2 separate regions of the Mus musculus genome follow, and region 2 is linked to region 1. The links are chromatin loops, found by intact Hi-C in ENCODE. Cell type or tissue: heart. All regions are shown on one strand. Links, peaks and the distances in the headings refer to the core of each region. The heading gives the core; the rest is flanking DNA. Region 1 holds the start of Akap13 (A kinase (PRKA) anchor protein 13). Region 2 overlaps Akap13 (A kinase (PRKA) anchor protein 13).

Region 1 (11,172 bases), core at 1,024-9,023:
GGAAGAAATTGAAGAGGATACCAGATTGAACCATCTCCCATGCTCACGGATCAGTAGAATTAGTACTGTGAAAATGGCTATTCTAGCAATATCAATTCTTAATTAAAAAATAAATGAAAAATTGTTTCACATATTCTGAGTATTTTTGTGTATCCATACAAAGTTGAATTTTTTTTTATTTTCAATTTCTGTGAAGAATTGAATCCAGAATCTGATAGAAGAGAAAGTAGGGCAATAGTCTTGAACTATTTGCACAGAGGAGGCATATCTGAGTGGGACACTAGTAACACAGGCAGTAAGACCAATTATTAATGAATGGGACCTCATGAAGTGAAAAACTTCTGTATGGTCAAGGATCATATAGTTTCCATAATTTTGGCAAAGCAGCAGCCTATAGAATGGGAAAAGATCTTTGCCAAGATTATCAGATTATCAGAGAATTAGTATCTAAAATATATGAAGAAAAAAAATGAACATCAAGAAAACAAATAGTTCAGCCCAAAAGTGCAGTACAGAACTAAGCAGAGAGCTCTCAAAAGGTGAAACCCAGTGGTTGAGAAACCCTTAAAGATATGTTCAAGGGCTGGAGAGATGGCTCAGTGGTTAAGAGCACTGACTGCTCTTCCAAAGGTCCTGAGTTCAAATCCCAGCAACCACATGATGGCTCACAACCATCCCTAATGAGATCTGACACCCTCTTCTGGTGCATCTGAAGACAGCTACAGTGTACTTAGATATAATAATAAATAAAGCTAAAAAAATATGTTCAACATCCTTAGCCATCAGGGAAATGCAAATCAAAACTACTTTAAGATTTCATTTTACAGCAGTCAGAATGGCCAAGATCAATAAAAGAATGCACATGTTGCTAAGGGTGCAGGGAAAGGGGAACACTTACTTATAGCTGGTGGGAACGCAAACTTGTCTAGCCACTATGGAAATCAGTAGGAAGCTGGAAGTCAATCTACCTCAAGATCCACCTATATCAATCTTGGATATATATATATACCCAAAGGGTTCTACATCCTACTATAGAGATACTAGCTCATCCATGTTCATGGCCACTCTATTCATAATAGCCTGAAACTTGGAAACAGCCTAGATGTCCACCAACTGATGGATAATGTGATAAATTTATACAGTGGAGTATTTTTCAGCTATTACAATCAATCATGGAATTTATGAGTAAATGGATAGAGCTAGAAAAAAAAAACTACCCTGAGTGCAGTACCATAGATTCCCAAAGACAGATATTTTAAGTTTTGTCTTATATGTAGGGGCAATATAATATATTGTTATGGAAAGATAATGGGGAAACTAGGAGGATTAAATTGAGATGAGAATAGGAGAGAAGTGTAAGAAAGGGACTGTGTGGAGGGACAAGTACTACTTTTGAAAAGCCAATGTGGAAACCTACTGTAGAAGCTTCCTAAAATACATGAACATAGGAAAGGCATCTAAAAGGAACCACTAAATAACAGGGAGACAACTGGACATCATATGCCACTCCTTAAAGCCTCCAGTGCCAGGAATGGGCGATATCTTGTTGCGTTGTTGGCCACAGGGGCCCTAATAGAAACCTTCAAGTATCACAGGCTGTTTCTACTCCCCATAACCTGATGGTAAAGGCCGGTTGCTGAAGATAACAGCTGCGTGTGTCATCACACATGGAAGGGTTGAGCTGGTGACTAACTAGAAGCTTCCCCTTTACTGACTAGCTGCCATGCTACTGGAAGCTACTCTGCAAGGTACTGGAGTAGAAAAAGTAATCATTGATGTTATCCAGCAACAAAATTTGTGACTTAGAACAATGACCTGACGACATGACATATTAGTTGAATAGTGGCACCAATGTTATGGGAGTAACCAACCACTTTGTGATTCCATGAAATGAAACCCAAACCTACATTGACTACTAAAGTGGCTAAGAACTTGAAACTTGATAGGTCCTGGGTCTAGGGGAAACCTATTATTCTTCTTCTGCTAAAGGAACATAGCAATATAACGATTCTTAGTGTCATATGGCTATACTCATAAGGGCCTTGCTCAATCCACATCAGAGAAGCTTCGTGTAGTGGATGGGAATTAACATAGAGACCAAAAAGTGCACAACATATAGAGTGGGACAGACATTGGAGCATTAGTCCTAGACGGGACCTTCTAACCAACCCCCTGCCCTCAAGGGTCAGGAAGGAGTGAGGAAGAGGAGGCAGAAAGACTGTAAGAGACAGAGGTGATGGATGACTACAAGAAACAGTGACTACCAGACACAATAGGACTGATATGCATATGAACTCATGCAGTGTTGGCACACAAAAGATTTGCAAAGGTTCAAGCCAGGAGTCCCAGCATCTAGAGGGAGGAAGGGGTCATAGGCTCCCAGCCTCTAAGCAAGAAGATATATACAATCAATATGCCCTGGCAAAGGGATAATCCGTTTTCTCCAATGCACTCTCACTGGTTTTATCAATCACACTTCAGGGCAGGCCTCATGTTCCAGTTATTGGCCAACACAAAATGGACTCAGTGGTATTTTTGTGGACTTTTTGTTTCATTGTGCTGTGTTTTGGCTTTCTTTTTCTTTTTGGACTTGATCCTGGATTTGATTGTTTGATTTCCATTTTTGTGTTTCGTACTTTTTGCTTTTGTTTTATGAAGGAAGAAGAAAAGAAAAAACATGAAGTTGGATGAGTAGGGAGGTGGGGAGGATCTGAGAGGAACTGGAGAGTGGGAAAACAAGATCAAAACATGTTATATGAAGCATCTTTTCAATTAAAATAATTTTAAAAAGGGAAAGTGACATTTAACAACAGAAAATGCCTGGTACAATCACCAGGCACTGATAATACTTTCTGTTAAATATTTTCATGATGGTAGTGACCTTGTCTGGATTAAAACTTCCCAAATGACAGTGACTTCCATTCTTGCAGTTTTTGGCAGGTCCATATCTTGTATTACTATTTTTTTTAAACTGACTTTGAAATTATATGAAGTTAATCTTTTCATATAATTCTTTGAACATTTTCTTCATTCATATAATATACTTTGGCCACATTCTCCCAACCCATCCCTCTCAACTTCTTATTCTCCTTCTGCTCTTTAAAAAAACTTATGATCCACTGTGTTCAACTTGTACTGTCCATAGCTGTGTGGGTGCTGGGTCATCTACTGGGAGATGGTTGGCCAGAGGGAGTCCAATACTTAAAGGAAACTGTCCCCCAATGGGGTATTTATCTTAGGGGTACAGCCACATAATATTTTCATATTAATATGTTTTGATCACCTAAATAAAAATGCAAGGCCAGTACTCGCAGAGATTCCATTCTGTTCCTTCCCAGTCAATACCCTTCTCCTCCTAGGAAACTACCTTTCTTACTTCGACCACAATAAATATTAAACTGCACAGAAAACCTCACATTTCTTGCGTAATATTCATAATCCCCGGCTCCCCCCCCCCCCAACTTTCTATTGACCGAAAAAATAACATGTCAAAATAGTTTGGCATTATAGGCATGTTTTCCCTTAATAACACATTACAATATGTAACTATCAAAAAGAAGTTTCTTTTTGTACCAATTAATGTAGTATCTTGGGTCACCATTGGAACATGTCCATACTTGGTTTCTCCGAAGCAACTAGATGGTTTCTGAAGTCCATAGCAACTCAAAGGCAATGATTTTGTGGTGATCGAATAGCTCAAAGTCACTGTGACAATCTTCACCCATCCAACATACTTGAGTACTTTGTGCCGCTCCACCTTGGACTCTTAAGAAGACTCTATTGAGTCTTAGCGTCAACGTGTGGTAAGTGCTCCGACTTAGGTAAGCACCAGGCGCACAGAGGAAGGGTGGCTTCCGGTGATGGGGCGGATAGGAGAAGGTGGGTGGGCATTTCCCCAGCAGCTGCTGCCAGCCACCCGACTTTGATCACTTTGCCGCCTGGCAGCAGTGGCGGTCAACCTCATCGTTCCTTAGCAACCAGAGCCAACTGCCAAGAAGCCTTCCTATTGGGCTCACAGAACATGATGGGTAGTCTAATTGTCCAATAGAAACTTTTAGGCTTGGCTCGTTGCACCGCCCACCCCGGGCCGCAGGCGGCGCATGCGCGGGTGGGCAGGTCTGTGTGCAGGGCGGTCGCAGAGCCGGAGCTGCTGCTGCTAAGCTCTTGGGCTCGGTTGAGACCGCCGTGCTTGCTCCTTGCTCCAGCCGTCACCGCCGCCGCCGAGGGAGCGGCCGCCTATTGTCCTTCTCCGCGGCCAAGGCGCGGAGCTGCTCCGGCTCGGCCCGCGGGGGAGCCCGGGGAGCCGCACGGTGAGAGCGCAACTTAGTTGAGGGAGTTGAGGGAAGTTTGGGCGTCTGAGGAGGGGGCGCGCGCGCAGCCGCCCCTCCCCCTCGGCTGCTCTCGGCCGCGCGCGCGAGCTGCGGGACGCGGGGACGCGCGGGCGCGACGCGGGTGGCGGACCCTTCTTAGCATCGGCAGCCAGGGGTGGATAGCGCGGCCGCCGATCCCGGCCTCCTCGGACCCACGTTCCTCTGCTGCCCGCTTCTGTGGCGCCGGCTGCGGCTCTCCTCTGAGGGACGGCTGCTCGGTGGGGCGCGCCGCTCGAACAGAGAGTGCGGCTCCGGGAACGAGCAGCTCCCCGGGGCAGTCAAGCCGGGTAAACACTGCGCGCCCCGGCCACCTTTGGGGGCTTTCTCCCGAGATGGGGAGGGGGGCGCGGTGGGCGCCCCGGGAACGGTGGCGCATTCGACTCCTCTGCCCCTCGAGCTCTAGTGCAAGCACTTTGAGAACTAGCGAATCACTGCTTTTCGTAAATAGGCTCGCTGACACTTAACTGGGGTGCGAGACGCACCCTCAGTTTATTTCTCGCTAAGAAAGTGTCTGTCTTTCGGCTGAAAATATTGGCTAACTCTAAGTGTCTAGACTCTACTGTGAACTCAGGAGTTCACAATGAAAATGGATTGAGCAATCTCTGAGTGTTTCAGTCTTTGCTTTTCCCCTTCATAATGAAGTTATTTTGAGAGTTCATTGCGTTGAGCAGATTTACAAAGTGATGTGCCTTTTTGTCTGTCTGTCTGTCTGTCTGTTTTTTGTTACTACCCTCATGATTTCCCGAAGTCACTTACTCATTTAAACCCCCACCCCCCAAACTTTTGGATTGCCCGGGTCAGGAGGAGCGCTCCAGTTCTTGAACGTGCATTCATTGTCTGTAAAGAAGTTCCTATCAGTCGAGATGACTCTGAGATAAACCAGTGTGTCACTTTGTACACCATCATCTCTTGGGAATCATTCCGCTGCATTTCGTTGACTAGACTTGCGCTGTAATGGTAATTCAGTTTTAGCTCCCAAGAGAGAACCCTATCATTCATACTGAAACACAATGCCTCCCCCCCACCCCCCTCCCCCCGTCACTTCATGTTAATTTTAGTTGTATTTCTTTGACATTTGTTAAACTTAAATTTTTCTTTGAAGGCTACTGCTCATGGCATTTTGCTTTTTTTTTCTATGTGAATAACATGGACAAGTGGTGTGTGGGGTTTTCTGTTTTGTTTTTGGCTTTTCTTTGTATGAAACCCAGCTTCGTTTACCTGATGAAACCAAGGAAAAATATTCTGAAGGCACAGGGATTCAGGACTCACAGTCTTTGTGCTTAATTTTCCTTTCTGGGGTGGGTGTGGTGAGCAAAGGAGGTGGACAGAAGTTGGGAGTTATTGGTTAGTTACATAATATAAACAAATACTGCAAAATCGGGTGGCCAGGACACCTTCTCTGGACTGTGGTAACATGCTACACATACTTTTGTTCTAGGGTATTTGCTTCACTAAATGGGAACTATGTGTAGTATAAATGGTCTTTTCTAGTCTTTTTACACCTTAAGGATTGTGATGGGTGGTATTTTGCTATGCTCTGTGTGTGTGTTGTTTTTTTTTTTTTTTTTTTTTTTTTTTCTAGAAAAGTCCACACAGTTGGTGTTTAGCTTTTGTTTGATTTAGGTGAGGTGATTTTCACTGGCTAGTGATAGTGTACACAGGAGAAACCCATTAATTCTGGGGCCTTGTACAAAATGACAATTAGCTTGCACATCTGTGGTGAAATTTACTTTACTTTTAGGAGACTTTGTTAATTCTCTCTTGAGATAGGGTCTTACTGTGTAGCTCAGGCTGGTCTTAAAGTTACAGAGATCTGTCTGCCTGCATGCTGGAATGAAGAGCCTAGCACCCCCCTTCCCCCCTTCCCCTCTCCCTCTCTCCCTCTCTGTCTGTGTGTGTGTGTGTGTAGGGTTTGCCTTGTAGTGTATGTTGGCTTTGAGCTCAAGGTTTCCTTGCCTTGGTTTCCTTAGGGATAGATAACGCGTGTGTATCACTTTTCCCAGCTTTAAAAACTCTTTTTGTTGATTTGTTCTAGAAAATAACTGGGATTTAAAGAGTACACTCTGGACTTAAAAAAAAAAAAAAAAAAAGAAATTTTCAGTTTTGAAATGCATCCCTCACACTCTCCCTGTTGAGACTCTTAAGCTACTGAACAGATTCATTCATGGCTCTTCCCAGTCCTTCATTGTGAAATTGGGAGGGAGCATAGTTTAGAAGAAATTCCCTGTTTGGAGTTATGTAAATCTGAGTTCAGATCCTCAGCTTTCCTTCCACGGTTTTGAAGCCTTGAGCACTGCACTTGACTCTGGAGCTTGCTTCTTTCCTTGTAAGGGGTAGTAATATTATGTTCTTAGGAATGCATGAAATGGTCTAGGAGACTTAGTACACTGTCCAATATTCTGCTTCCTGGTGGCTAAAAAGATCATTGTGGTACGGTTTTACATGGCTTTTAAAAAGTGTTTTTAAAGTGAGGGTTCCGAACAGAAGGTGGGTCAGTGGGTAAAGGTACTTGCCACCAAGCCTGATGACCCAAGTTCAGGTCCCACAAACTCCTGAAACTTGTCCTCTGACCTCCACATTCACACTTGTGAATTAACTTCCACCCTAAAGACAAATAAATGTAAAAGACGTCCTCTGAACAGAAGGATGAGAGAGGCTATACCGTTTTGTCACCTGTTAGCTTTCTTTTGAGTGGGATCCCAGGTGCCTTGGTAGGAATGAAATCTGTACAGCTGTATAGTGTGAGAAATGACAAGAGAGAGATTGTTTTCAGTACTAGCAAGAGTCTGTCTTAGTGTTTAAGACACTATGAAAATGACTGCCCTTATGAAGGAAAGCATTTATCTGGAGCTTGCTTACAGTTTCAGAGATTGAGTCCATTGCCATCATAGAAGGGAGCATGGCAGCATGTAGGCAGAAATGGTGCTGGAGAGATAGCTGAAAGTTCTACATCTGGATCCTCAGGCAACAGAAAGAGAGAGAGAGAGAGAGAGAGCGTCTCGGTCTGGCTTATGCTTCTGAAACCTCAGAGCCTACCCCCAGTGACATAATTCCTCCAATAAGACCATATCTTTCCACAAAAAGCCACACCCCCTGACCCTCCATATAGCCCCATTGCCTAATAAGGACACACCCCCTAACCTTTCAGATAGTGCCACTGTCTGATGAGCAAGCATTCACATCTATGAACCTATGAGGGCATTCTCATTCAGACCACCATAGTGTCTTGAGTTATAGTCAGTACCCTTTGTTTTACTTCGGTCTTGAAAATAATATTTGTGGCTTTATGACATTTCTCAGGTTTGCTCAAGGTAGAACGGGATGGAGTGTCAGCAGAATACATAGTTCAGAGACTCGAGTACACCACTCAGTTGCTTTTTCAAGTGCCACTATTTACAGAGAGGAGCAGTGGCTAAAGTCAGTTGTACCAACTTAGTTCAGAATGTTTAAAGTGCCAGACAGAGTAGATAAGTTTTAGAACTGTTTACCTGATCAAACCTGAGATTGTAGGGATAAACATCCCAGACCAAGCCACCTGATGCTTGCTTGTCTTAAAGTTAGTCCTGAGCTACAGTTAATACTGATAAGGATGGATATCCACATGGAAGTGATTGTCCCTGTGTTGTGTGGCCTGCCTAGCTTACTGTTTTGAGGAAGAGAGAAGGAAGCTGTTTGTAGGAAGAAGTTTATTTCATGCCCATGTCGCACATTTACAGTTTTCTAGTCACCTTGGTGTTGATACAGTCATCATAATAAGATCAAACCCATTTTCATCAGTCTTTGCTAAGAGGTTGGACTTGCAGATCCAGTACTGAAATACTGTGCTTGTCTGAATTCTGTGTTGGGTAATGGGGTGCTTTTTTTTTTTCTTTTTTCTTTTCAGAACTGTATCTTGGTATGTTTGCATGGTGTGATAGTGAGTGAAAGAAAGTGGAGAGTGGGAGGTGTTTGCTCTTTATGCCACCGGATAGGTATCTTGTAATACTTTTTATTTTCTCATCATAAGCCTACTCTTGATCATAGAGTTGGTCCCCACCACCCAAAATAATGAAATATTCTGAAAGGTTAATTAATTCCTGTGGCACACTTTTGTTCTTTTTTAACTTGAGATGCCAATGCATGTAAAAACCCTTAGAGTTAAAGATTTAGTTTTGTAGAACCCAAGGATGGTTTTTTCATGTTGATCTCTGCTAAAAGCACATGGTATACAGACAGCTGCATCCACACACTGCCACTTACCGGCAGTCTGATCTTGAGCAAGCCATTTTATCTTTCTCAGTATCCTTGCTTATTATAGCCCCCAGGCCCCCCCCCCCCAGTATTATCCTGTCAGCTAAATGCTACTGTTGTGAGAAACACAGGCCAGAAAGCACCATACCGTGTGTGGTGCTACATTTTCAATGATTAGCTCCTGGTATGGATAAAATGTAAATCCCAGCCCCAAAGGGCAGACTTGCCACTAGCTTCTCTGTCATTCCCCCAGAGAAGCCAGCTAAAATGTTATAAGATGTCTACCCTCCTTCTTTCCTGGGAAAGCTGACCTGTTTTCATGTTCTATCTGGTTTTTCTCACATTTCCTTTTACCAAATATTTATCAGGGAATATTGGTTAAACTAGCTTTTGATTCAGCATGCTTGTTGTTAGATGCAAATTACTGTCTACTCAGCAACTGACCTGGGCTGCCAGGGCTTGATGTCAGGTGAGTTCACGGTAAACAGTGAACAAAGAATGTCAGGATGTTGGAATTACACTACAGAGGAGGTCAGTGGAGCTCTGGTTGTTTACCCTCACTTTCATACTACACTTTAGTATTTGTTTACTTAGTCTTCTGTTTTAGATGCACTTTATTGCACTTTATTTTACCTTCATTCATTATTCATTTCTCAACTGTCCCTTGGGGAGAAAACAAGCAAACAAGAAATCTTGAGAATGAAATTATTAACCCATTTTTAGGATAAGAAAAGGCTTCTGAAGTTACTTGACAGTGGCCGTGTTGCTAGCTAATAGGCCTTTATGCTATTATTATTGATGGATTACTATGATTATTGATTACTAAGGCACAGAAGTCAGACTTTTCCATATCATTGATATTGTCATATGAAAATTTCAAGTACATTTTAAAACAAATCAAGTTTGTCAAGGTTATTATAGAATGTAATAAAACACACCCATTTTAAGGACAGAGTTTAGTGAGTTTATTATGACAAAGTATCCTTGCCTGTAAGTCAGTAGAGTCAAAACAGAACATCACTACCAAGGTAATATGCCTGCCACCTTTTGGGCCAGTCTCTTCAATGCTCATCTCCTGCCCACTTTATCATAGGCAACTCCTAGGGTATTATGTTTTTGGCACCGTGTGTCCTCTTAGCTGGCCTACTGCCTGTTTTCATAAATAAGGTTTTCATGAGCTGCAACCACACCCATCTTGTCTCTGTCTGCTTTGGAACTCTAGTTGCAGCTTAGAGTGGTTAGTGAATATAGAGACTTCCACATAGGTGGTTGGCTTGGCCTTGATAATACCTAATTGATAATACCTAATAAAATCCAGTTATTCACATCTAATTTAAACAGTACTACATCTTTCAACATATATTTTATTTCAACTAGCATTGATTTGAAAAAAATTATTGAGGGACTGGGCAATAGCTCCTTGGTAAAGTGCTTAATGTGGTAAGCTTGAGTACCAGGTGTGACACTGTGTGTCTGTAATCTGAAGGTTGGGAGGTGGAGGATCTCCAAGGCTTCCTAGCCAGCTGGTCTAGCCAGTCTGTGAGTTCCAGGTTCACCAAGTGACTCCACCTCAAGAATAAGGTAGAGAGTGACTGCCCACATCCACCTGTCCTCCATATTTACTTGTGCCAGCAGGAGGGTCTACATATAGGTGTGCACACCACACAGAGATTCAAGCTAGGGAAAAAAAGCAAGTTTCACTCAGTACATTGTTACTATGTCTTTAGTCTCCCATGGGTTTCATTCATACACTTACTCAGATTCACTGGCTTCAGTGCATAATGTCTTCTAAATTTTGACAAATTCGTATATTCATCTAACCACTGCTTGAATTAGAATAGTACCTTTGTCCTTTCAGATTCATCCAAATCCTTTTGTAGTTAATTTGGTTTTTCACTCCTTGATTTTCAGAACCCATTATTCTGTTTTCTGTCTTCATGAGTTTTGTTTGTTTGCTTGTTTGTTTCATTGTTGTTGTTGATGATGATCCCTTTAAAGATCATTTAGGACTAGGAATGTAGGTCAATTGTGTGCCTAGGCTGTACAAAAACCTAGGTTTGATCCCTAGTAACAGATAACTTGGAATATGGTGGTGAATGCCTATAATCCCTGTACTTGGAGTAGGATGGGGTGGAGGCAAGAAGATCATAAATTTGAAATCATTTCTTCCTACATAGGGAGTTCAAGGCCAGCCTGGACTATATGAGACTGTCTCAAGCCATGGTGTGTGTGTGTGTGTGTGTGTGTGTGTTGGGGGGTGTCATAAAAGTGGAATTATATAGAATGTAACTTCTGTAGCAGTTTGGCCTGGAACTCTGTAGCTGAGGATGGCTTTGAGCTTCTGGTCCTCCTGCCTCTACCTCCTGAGTGCTGGGAATACAGCTGTGTGCCACTACATTGTCTTTGTGTGATGCTGAAGATTGAACTGGGGCTCCTATATTCTACCACCTAAGTTATATTACTTTACTTTTTTAAAATTAAAGAGTGTTAAAGACCAAACCTCAGACCAGAAAACTTAGGGAAAGCACTCTACTGAGCTGTATGCTCCAGGAGCTACAGTTTTGTTTTTTGA
Region 2 (11,172 bases), core at 2,037-10,036, 180 kb after region 1:
GATCTGTGACCTCACTAGTTCTGGAGAGTTGGCTAGATTTATAGTACAGGCATTCTTTCTTAGTACAGACGCTCTTTCTTTCCTTTTTATTGAGCTGTCTTTAAGTCCAGTTAAACAGCTGGTGGCTAAGATGAAAGTGCCTTGCTGGTCATTGTTGTGAATGATAAATGTCACAGCTGTGCAAGGCTATTGATTGCTTTGCTCCCTTGGCACCTCTGATGGTGTCTCCCCATATTATGAATGCTAGTCTACAGGGAGTAGATGTTCAGATCGCTTCCAGTGTGAGAATCAGTTTTTGTTTGGGGGACACATAAATACTGACATAAACCTGACAGGAAAGTCCTACAGTGGGTTTTTGATATTGTTTCTCCCACAGCGGACTTTTCTTTTTTGCTTTGTCTTTTGAACCTTGATTTAAAAAAAAAAAAAAAAAGAGCAAGCTGTACTTCTGCGCTCTGGAAAGCATGACTGTACTGTGGTGAGTTCGCTGGGAGTGATGAGGAAGGTCTTCCATGGGAAGCTGAATCATTTCTTGGCTTCTCTTACAGAATGACTGTACCAGAGTTATTCCTTCTTGCTGTGAAGAGAAAAATCAGAGGAACAAGTCATCTCCTAAAGTAATACGCACTGCTTTTATATTGGGATTCAATTTTTCCTAAACTTACGGTTATTTTGAAGTTTTTATTTCAGGGGAGGGGTTGTCTGTTCATACCTTTCAAACTTCAACTTTTCATTTGTTTATGCTAGCACAGATGTGCGCACCTTCTCTCTCTCTCTCTCTCTCTCTCTCTCTCTCTCTCTCTCTCTCTGCGTGTGTGTGTGTGTGTGTGTGTGTATGTGTATGTATGCGTGCGCGCAGTCACAGGCTTCTGCAGATTCTATTTCCCCTCCCATTCCCATGACTAGCTTCTATGTGAATCCTAGGGATCCAAACTCAGTTTGTCCAGCTTGTGGGGCAAGTGCTTTTTACCAAGTCATCTTTCAAGCCCCAGTCCTGACATCCTTGAATTGTTTAATAACTAAATTTGGTCAGCTATTAAGGGAGTTTTAGGATTATGATACAGTAGTGAACAAAGACATAATCTGTCACCATCTGGCCTATGTGCCTTAAAGTGCGTTGGGCACTATAAAGAAAAAGTAAATGCTATTGATTTTAAAGTGATCATCTTCTACTTAGAGGCAGATCAAGCAGGCAGTACCCGTGATTATAGGGGAAGCCACCATAGAGCCAGTGCCATAGTACTTCAAAGAAGAGCTGTAGGAATGACTATGGATAAAGAGATCTGAGTTCATAAAGTGAGATTTGAGGGGTAAATGTTGGTAAAGGCATACCAACATCCAAAAGATGTTGGGAAAAGAGGGATGATCCTAGAAGTTAAAGTGAGCTGGGAAATTAAAGTAGGGCAAACTGCATCATAATCTTGGAACTTGGAGACACCAGCTTTTTATACATTGACCTTGCAGAGAGTAGTGGAAAATGAGTTGCAATGAAGAGTGTGGGCAGTATGAAGCTTGTGGTACACACACAGAGACAGAGAGAGAACCTCTGTGCCAGCACATCCTGGTCACGAAGGAATTCAGATAGGACTCAGTTCCCCTGTAATACCTTTCCTCCCTTTCCTTGTTTCTGTCAGGCATTCTGGTCACTGATGCGGAGGTAGCTTCATGTCCCGTGAAACATTTACACTGCCAAGTCCATCTCACTCACACTCTTCCTCTTTCTCAGCATTTGACACTACTTACTGGTCCTGCTGGGAGGTACTTTTTTTCTTTGAATTTTCTCGATTTCTTATCTGTGTTTTGATTTCCAGATCTGTATACCTAATTCTTAAGCATTCTCCCAATTTCTAGACATAAACATTAGTTCTGCCACTTACCACACAGCTTGTCTTGGACATCTCTGTAATCTAGTCCTAAATGTACCTAATCTCTCCTGCTGTCAATTCCTCTACTGAATGCCTCCTTTTAATTCATTGTCCAAGCAGACATCTAGTCAAATATGACCCTTAAAGTGCTCTTCCCTCTCTGACTCTCAGTGTCCAGAATCCTATTCTTGTTAAGATTTTAACCCTTCTCTTACTCTCCACCCACTTGAATGGAAACCACTGCTCCTTTTTTTTTTTTTTTCCATTTTTTATTAGGTATTTCGCTCATTTACATTTGCAATGCTATACCAAAAGTCCCCCATACCCACCCACCCCCTCTCCCCTACCCACCCACTCCCCTTTTATGGCCCTGGCGTTCCCCTGTACTGGGGCATATAAAGTTTGCGTGTCCAATGGGCCTCTCTTTCCAGTGATGGCCGACTAGGCCATCTTTTGATGCATATGCAGCTAGAGTCAAGAGCTCCGGGGTATTGGTTAGTTCATAATGTTGTTCCACCTATAGGGTTGCAGATCCCTTTAGCTTCTTTGGTACTTTCTCTAGCTCCTTCATTGGGGGCCATGTGATCCATCCAATAGCCGACTGTGAGCATCCACTTCTATGTTTGCTAGGCCCAGGCATACTCTGACAAGAGACAGCTATATCAGGGTCCTTTCAGCATAATCTTGCTAGTGTATGCAATGGTGTCAGCATTTGGAAGCTGATTATGGGATGGATCCCCGGATATGGTAGTGTCTACATGGTCCATCCTTTTATCTCAGCTCCAAACTTTGTCTCTGTAACTCCTTCCAAGGGTGTTTTGTTCCCACTTCTAAGGAGGGGCATAGTGTTCACACTTCAGTCTTCATTTTTCTTGAGTTTCATGTGTTTAAGAAATTGTATCTTATATCTTGGGTATCTTAGGTTTTGGGCTAATATCCACTTATCAGTGAGTACATATTGTGTGAGTTCCTTTGTGAATGTGTTACCTCACTCAGGATGATGCCCTCCAGGTCCATCCATTTGGCTAGGAATTTCATAAATTCATTCTTTTTAATAGCTGAGTAGTACTCCATTGTGTAGATGTACCACATTTTCTGTATCCATTCCTCTGTTGAGGGGCATCTGGGTTCCTTCCAGCTTCTGGCTATTATAAATAAGGCTGCTATGAACATAGTGGAGCATGTGTCCTTCTTACCAGTTGGGGCATCTTCTGGATATATGCCCAGGAGAGGTATTGCTGGATCCTCCGGTAGTACTATATCCAGTTTTCTGAGGAACCGCCAGACTGATTTCCAGAGTGGTTGTACAAGCCTGCAATCCCACCAACAATGGAGGAGTGTTCCTCTTTCTCCACATCCACGCCAGCATCTGCTGTCACCTGAATTTTTGATCTTAGCCATTCTGACTGGTGTGAGGTGGAATCTCATGGTTGTTTTGATTTGCATTTCCCTGATGATTAAGGATGTTGAGCATTTTTTCAGGTGCTTCTCTGCCATTCGGTATTCCTCAGGTGAGAATTCTTTGTTCAGTTCTGAGCCCCATTTTTTAATGGGGTTATTTGATTTTCTGAAGTCCACCTTCTTGAGTTCTTTATATATGTTGGATATTAGTCCCCTATCTGATTTAGGATAGGTAAAGATCCTTTCCCAATCTGTTGGTGGTCTTTTTGTCTTATTGACGGTGTCTTTTGCCTTGCAGAAACTTTGGAGTTTCATTAGGTCCCATTTGTCAATTCTCGATCTTACAGAGCAAGCCATTGCTGTTCTGTTCAGGAATTTTTCCCCTGTACCCATATCTTCAAGGCTTTTCCCCACTTTCTCCTCTATAAGTTTCAGTGTCTCTGGTTTTATGTGAAGTTCCTTGATCTACTTAGATTTGACCTTAGTACAAGGAGATAAGTATGGATCGATTCGCATTCTTCTACATGATAACAACCAGTTGTGCCAGCACCAATTGTTGAAAATGCTGTCTTTCTTCCACTGGATGGTTTTAGCTCCCTTGTCGAAGATCAAGTGACCATAGGTGTGTGGGTTCACCACTGCTCCTTTGATCTGCTGTCTTTCCTCTGCCTGCTATAGCAGCTTTGCACTTAGCATTCCTAGCCCTAGTGTATCACTGTGTATGCAAACAGCAAAACAAAAACAGAACTGTTGTGCAATGCATTGGAAAGGACTAAAGTGTGGAGAAAGCATGCCCTTCTTATTATTAACACCTTAGAGGGGAAACAGAATGGAAGTATATTGTTTGTGCTTGTTTTGTTGGAATAAAAGTTCTTAGTTACTGAAGCCAGATGTCTTCATCTGAGAAGAAATTCTTGTCACCATCACCACTGAGATGGGTGGGGGTAAGAGGTGGAAAGAATAGGTTTTGCTTTGTTTTGGCCAGTGCAAGACTGCCCTTGTGTGATACTCTCTTGATCAGGCCTCAAAGGAACACTGCTGGAAAATTAAAAAGTAGCAGTAAATAGTTGAGATCACAAATTCACAAATGTCTGTTACCATACCTGGCCACCTTATTGGTCTTTCTTGGAACAAACATACACACACACACACACACACACACACACACACACATACACACACACAGAGAGGGAGGGAGACGGAGGGGAGACAGAGAGAGAGAGAGAGAGAGAGAGAGAGAGTGATTGATTGATTGATTGATTGATTGATTTCTTAGTGAACAAGAGACATAGCCAAGCATTCTACCAGTATCATCTTGCTTCAGGAAACTTGTTCTACAGACTAAACTATCAGGTTTTCCCATTGAAATTCTGTTATTCTCTTTTTCTTCCCTCTTCTCTCTCTCCCTCCTTTTTTCTCTCCTTCCTGACTTTTTCCTCTCGTTATCTCTTCCCTTTCTTTCATTCTTCCCTTTTTTCCTTCATTTTTTTTCTTCTTTTTAAAAATTTTTAAGGCACGCTGATCTTGAACTCCTGCTCCTCCAGTCTGCAGCTCCTCAATGCTGGCATTACAGACCTCTGCAACCAAGCCTGGCGGGATTTCTTCCCTCTTTATATCAGATAGCTAGTGGGGAGATTTGACATTTGTGGTCTTGTTCTAGAAGACTTAATATCTAAGAAAAGAATGTTTATCCATGAAGAGACTTTTCTGTGAAGCCATCCATCTTTTGTTCTTATTTCACTTGTTGCTATTATTAAACAATTTGCTGCTTCAAGCTGAATGTTGTATGTGGTGGTTCCCCCTCCTTGCAAAGGCAGTAAAGAGTTCAAGCAAAGGTGTTTCCTGACGCTTGCTACTAACTTCCCTATTTTACTGATTGTCCCTCCTTGAACCTTGAGTCTGTGTCCAGTGAAATGCCGAGAGGAAAGAGTAGGGCTCCTCTCATTGCCTAAACGCTGACATCTGACATTTAAAAGGAACTCCTGGGTGGAGATGTTGGCTTTGCAGCCCTTCTTTCCCTATGCACATCTCACATCTCATTGGAAGGAAACTTTGTTCTAATCAGACAAGTGTTCCTTAAGTAGATGCTAATCAAATTTTCATCAATGAATGTGCGATATTCTGGTGAGTGTAAACGTTTTAGCATAGTAAAACCTTTGCTTTCCATCTCATCGGAAGACTAAAGGTGAAAAATAAGAATCTGCAATAATAATGGTTTTTAGAAAATGTATCAATTCTCTTTACTTTGCTATTCATTCGTCCACATATAATGAACTTTTATGTAACAAGGTGTTCAACAACAAATCTCAGTATCCAAATAATAGGATGTAGTAATAGAGCAAGAAAGAACTTGGGGTGGGCCCAGCTTCAAACCACTTTTTTTGTACATTCCAGAACTCCACATCCAGATCATCAGATTAATACTTTCCAGTTTGCTCAGGATCGCAGAGAGTGGCTCACCTAGGAGAACCGCCCCTTGGTTTTTACCTCAGTTGTCCCATGTTCCCTGCCTAGCTGAATTGATCCTTGTGGGTTAAGCATTACTCTTTTATGTTCATTCTCTTTGAGCTTGGAGGGAGGAGGGGTTTGGCTGCCTAAGAGCCACAAGGTTTTCTGGCCCTTAGTGTCAGAATTTCCACCAGGTGGCGCCCTAATTCAGAAGCCTGGCAATAAACTTCTGTGAGCTTCTATTTTAACTGGAACCAAAGAACCACACAGCATCAGTCCCTAAGATCTAAACAATTTGGGTAAAGTATTAAATCAAGAAAATTTTAACTCCTGAGTAGAAATGTAGTAAAGTGTGTGAAAATTCGTAGTAGACTCTTGTGCTGGAATACTTGGTACATCTCAGGCCTATGACATGATAATCTGAGTGCTTGTTACTTCTATTGAAGGGGTTGGTGCTCCTTGTCATAGATAGAGAGTGGGCTATCGATCACAGAGAGAGAGAGCTGATACTGTAAATAACCCCTATTTCACATGCTTATGAAAAATCTGTGTGTTTTCTTGCAAGTTCCTAAACTTGAAGGAACAAAGAAATGCACTTAAAATCTCCTTCAAATCTGTAGCTTTCAGCTAGAGTTTAGATGGGAAATGATTGGTTGCTGTGTTTCAAAATCCTAACAGAATAGCTGTTCAGTGGTTCCAGATGTTTTTGATAAAAACTTGGAACTGTAGCATCAGCAGTAAGAGCACAGACTACAGATTCTGTCTTCCATGGGGGAGTGCTGGGCACATCCAAAGGGGAAAGCAAACAGACTTTCTGCCCCACCCACAGCATTTTTGCCCCACCCAGAGCATTTGTTCTCTGAGAAGAAACAGATTAGCAAGGACAGTTTTAAATTGTCCTTAATATGCTTGTATGTGTAGAAAAGAGAAAAATCTAGATTTCTAGAACAACAAAAAAAAAACAGACAAAAAAGGCTAATATATTTATTTCAAACAGTCCTCTGGTGTCATTCAGAAAATTATAATGGTTTTGAAACATTTCTCTGATTATGTAAAGTTTCCAAGGACAAAGTCCATGGGTTTTATTTCTTTGTTTGCCTCTTCTGCAGGGCATAGAATGTCTATTGAATGGATATGGATCATCTTTAGTTTGATCGAGTTGGTACAGAAAGACTTTACAGTGACCAGAGCATCTCTGGTTCTCTAGAGAGATGCTTGGGAACTTGCAAGCAGGAAACATTTGATTCTAATTAGAACAGAAGGGAGAGGCAGTGAGGAGCAAACCATTTGAGAACAGAGGGGAGACAGCTTTGTGTTCATTGGGAAGAGGGGATTCTAAATTATAGCTTGGTGAAAGTTGATCCATAAAATATAATAGGCAGCCAGATTTTTTGTACACTTAAGCCTGCCCCTCCTGGACCTTTGGACCTATGCCCTTAAACCACATGATATCAAAGTTCTTGTATGCTCCTGCACAGAGTCCCGTGCTTTTTTGGTTAGCTTAAGCAAGAATTTTATTTACAACTTCATCTCTTCAATTGTCTTGTGTCTACTGTGTCTAGCATCCTCTGTACTGAAAAGCATCATGTGCTTACTGTCTACGGTGCCGGTGTGAGCGAGGCTTGCTCTCTAGAGCACCAGAAAGAGGACATTGTCCACCTTCATGCTTTTAATGGACCTGTGGTGGGATCAGGATGAGGCTTGTGTTAGAGGGAGCTGAGACAGTGGTGTTTGGGTAGACAGATGGGTAAGTGAAGAACTGGCCACCTTACCTGGGTTTGCTCCGTTGCTTTCTCCTAAGCAGACTAGCCTCCTTAAACACCTGGCCTGAGGAAATGGTGACTCATTAGACCTTCGTTACCCTTTCACAGCTTCAAAAAGAAAACACCTTTCACCAACTTTGCTTGCATTATTGAGAGAAACTGTAGTATTTAGTCCCTTCACTTCCTTTCTGTTGTGGTGTTTAAGGTTGTACACTCACATTCTCCAAATCCGTGTAAGGGGCTGCACTCTGTCCCCTTAGAGAGAACGTAGGACTGCTTCTCCCGGAAAGCATTAGAATGCTGTTTCCCTTGTTTGGTGTTGCTTTTGGCACAGAGTCTCTTTATATAACCCTGTCTGTCATGGAACTCATGTCATGGATCAGGCTATCCTCGAACTCACAGAGGTCTGCCTGCTCTGTCTCCATAGTGCTGGGATTAAAGGCATGTCCGTACCTAGCCCACTGTGGGTTTATTTTAGGGTTTTGTTTTAACCCCCTTTTCTATTCTTTCACCTCTCTTTTCTGCTTTTTGCTTCCTTGATTCCTCTTCCTCTTTACCCCTCCAATGTTTATTACAGTCCCCAGTGTCTAAAAATGAACGACTGTGTCTGCTCCTGAGGCATAGGAGACTGGCAACTGGAGAGGTCTGGAGAAGCAAGAAAACAGGCAAATGAAGTCACATAGTCCCATGATTGAGAGGTGTGACAGGCAAGGCGGTCTCAGCCACGTGACTCTTCTTAGTCCCAAGAGTCCTAAGAGACATGCGTACATTCATCCTATGCCATCTCTTTAACTTTCTTTAGAACTTTCTCAGACCCCAGATGAGACAAAACCTTAACTTGTGATGACTTCTAACCCTTGCCAGACATTTTTGTAGCTAATTCTACATCCTAGAGACATAACTCTGAAATATTTGGCTAACATTTTTCTGATATTAAATCATTCCTTTGCATTCTGCAGGGAGATGCTGTATACGCCTTGGCTGGATTCAGGGTCTCTGTGTCTTTCCTGAATGCCAAGGCTGTAGTACAGACTAGTAGTGTTTAGTATAACACCGCCTTTCTTTATTAGCATACTACTGGCATCAAAGGGACTGAGGTCGTTCCTTGCGGTGTCTGACAGAGCCTTTTTCACTGGGGACTTGTAAGGAGGAGGAGGAGCAGGAGGAAGCCTGTTGGAAAAGGAAGCCTTGTTTTTTCTCTTAGTCTGTAGATGATTCATGTTCCCACCACTGCAATTAGGTTTCCAAACCTCCAAGGCTGCTGGTGCAGGTCTGAAAGGGCAAGTAATGACGATCTTGAGAGAGCAGGGTAAAGGGTGTGGAGGCTGCGGAGGGAGGGACTGGCTAGCTAGCGGCAGCCAGCTAGGGAGGGAGGGAGGGAGGACATCTGGGGGAGTGGTCTATTTTCCTTGTACTCGGCCGGCTGGCTGTCCTTAGATATTTTCAACTTAAGTCAAAATCCAGCCCTGCTGCTGAAGAGCTGGAGACTGGCTAAAAAAGTGGATACTCTAGAAAATACCTCCAGATTTTTTTTCTCCCCCCCCCCCCCCCCGCCTCCATATAGGTTTCTTGCCTTTGTTGTTTTAAGGAATTCTCTCGTGCCATCACTTTGAAATAGCCACCTTCCTTTTAAAAAAAAAAAAAAAAACCTTTGTCTTCGTGGCTAAGTGCTTACTGGCTCTGGGTTTTCTGCATACATGTGCCAACCATTATGCTTAGCCAGTTCGTCCTTAATTTTTCTACTGGAGTTCTCGGCAGTGATGGAAAAGATCTGTGCTTCTCTTTCAGTCAAGATCTGCACAGCAGCGATCTTACTGCAGACTGCTTTTATTATGAATTATAAACTCGTCTCCGTGCTCTGAAGTTGCCAGAAAGTTCCCACTTAGTTCACAGATTTGGAGTCTGCTTTTTTTTTTTTTTTTTTTTTTTCCTTAACCCGAGAGTTTTCTATATAGAGGAATCTGGAAGCAGAAGTCTCCTCCCGCCCACTGTGAGAATTTGGAATTTCGGACCTGTGTGAGCACATTGGTCCCTGGATTCAGCAGATATCCGTCTACATTTTGTCTCTTCTTTTCTGCATCTGTACAAAATGTATGAGCGGCACAAAAGGCGCTATAGCCTGTGTGACATCTCCAAGGTGGACAGGACTGTCGATGTGGTGTTGCTGAAGGTAAGAAGGGGCCACACCTCATACAGTTTCAACATCTCAGGAAGACTTCTCTCTGTACCCTTACTGCCCGGTCTTGATCCTTCCTAAACTAGGATGAAGTGTGAGAAAGCCTGAGCTAACAGTGACAGAAGATCAAGGGGGTGGGGGGGTGGGGGATTTAAAGTTCTTTAAAGGCATGTCTGAACAGAGACTGTGTCTGTGTGTGTGTGTGTGTGTGTGTGTGTGTGTGTGTGTGTGTGTGTGAGAGAGAGAGAGAGAGAGAAAATGAATCTGCAACAAAGCACTTATTACTAAAATAAAATTTTACTTGTTCTAAGTAGAATCTAAATAATCACAAAGGAGGAATTCATTCTCAGAGCTGCCCTTTTGCTAGATGCCTCTGTTTTTCTGTTGCTTGCCCCATCCCCACACCTCAATTCCACCTCTCTTTCTCTGTGAGCTTCCTTTTCTGTCCGTCTCTTTGTCCCTTTGTCTGTGTAGGTCTTTGGTCTTTCCTATCCATCTGCTCTTCTCCTGTCTCTCAGTCTTAGTTTTCCAGGGAAACAAGAAGTCAGGATTCTGTTGGTACTGTCTCTAGTTGACTCTTTTCCTGCCTTAGCTTCTGACCAGTGATGAGCTGCATTTACATTTGTTTGATTTCACATCGTTAGTAAGGTTGGGTGTCTAAGCGGAAGGGGGCGGAGACTCTGAACTGGCTAATTGTTCACAGAAGACATCCTTGAATCTAAAATTAGTAAGGACTTCTACATTCGGTAAGGCCAGAGTCTGGGAATGTTGGACAACTCATGAAGTACTTTTTGGAAGTTTAGCTGTTTTCTGGCAAAGGCAGGGAAATTGGAAGTCAGCCAAGTACTTCATAGAAGCCAAAGAACCTGAACATCTAAATTTTGGAGAGTGAAGCAGGTTAAGTGAAAAAGGAATAATTTTGGATAAAGTACTAATCTAATGTCTGGGTTAAATAGTGGAAGTCTATTGTTGGTGTATCAACTCTGTTTAGTACTTGAGATAACCCACTTTCTTTTATGACATTACAATGTTTTGCTGTTGTATATGTGGCATGGCTCACCTGTTGTATAGTCAGAGGATAGCTTGGGGAGTTTGTTCTGTCCTTCAGCCTTGTGGGTCCTGGGGATCAAACTCAGGCTTAGCAGCAAACACCTTTACCAACTGAGCCACCTCACCCTTGTGCCACCATCCCCTGCCCCTTTGAGATAAGCACCTCCTTAACTTGGTAAAGCATCCTAGGCTAGCCTAACATTACCTTCTTCCCTTGGCCTTTCGGGTATGGGTTACAATACTTAGTCTCTCCCTACAAGAAGCTGGCAAATGAGCTCAGAAACCTAGACACAGAAGCCAGTGAAATCCACATTGGGTGTGGCCCTCGGAGGAGGTGTGATTTGTGGTGTGGTGGTGTCACTGCCCCTCAGTAATCACTGTCAGGTGGTTTAACTTGCCAGGCCTACTTTGTAATTTGGTGTTTTGAACTTGTTCCAAAGATGATGTTGGTTTTAATTTCTCTGAAAAG

What was found. A loop is a pair of places that touch in the nucleus more often than their neighbours do. Peaks named below come from ENCODE experiments on the same cell type or tissue, not always from the same donor. Only the 100,000 strongest peaks of a DNase experiment are listed, where the experiment ranks them.
Region 2: a loop joins it to region 1, with 2.4 times the contacts of the local background. A loop is called at or near these places in 1 of 42 quality-filtered maps.

Annotation. Positions count from the first base shown.
Region 1 is chr7:75,451,439-75,462,610 of GRCm38, forward strand. Akap13 (A kinase (PRKA) anchor protein 13) reads left to right here and starts at 4,096. Exons shown (of 37, transcript NM_029332.1): 1 at 4,096-4,310. In heart, for the core only: a CTCF peak has its summit at 4,083; a DNase peak (open chromatin) is centred at 4,013; H3K4me3 peaks cover 3,165 bases; H3K27ac peaks cover 1,720 bases.
Region 2 is chr7:75,633,818-75,644,989 of GRCm38, forward strand. All of the region lies in intron 8 of Akap13 (A kinase (PRKA) anchor protein 13), which reads left to right. Among named protein-coding and RNA genes, the nearest start is that of AU020206, 140 kb to the right of the region's middle. In heart, for the core only: a CTCF peak has its summit at 5,907 (motif pointing right); DNase peaks (open chromatin) are centred at 5,884, 6,534, 8,174, 8,784 and 2 weaker places; H3K4me3 peaks cover 1,021 bases; H3K27ac peaks cover 1,368 bases.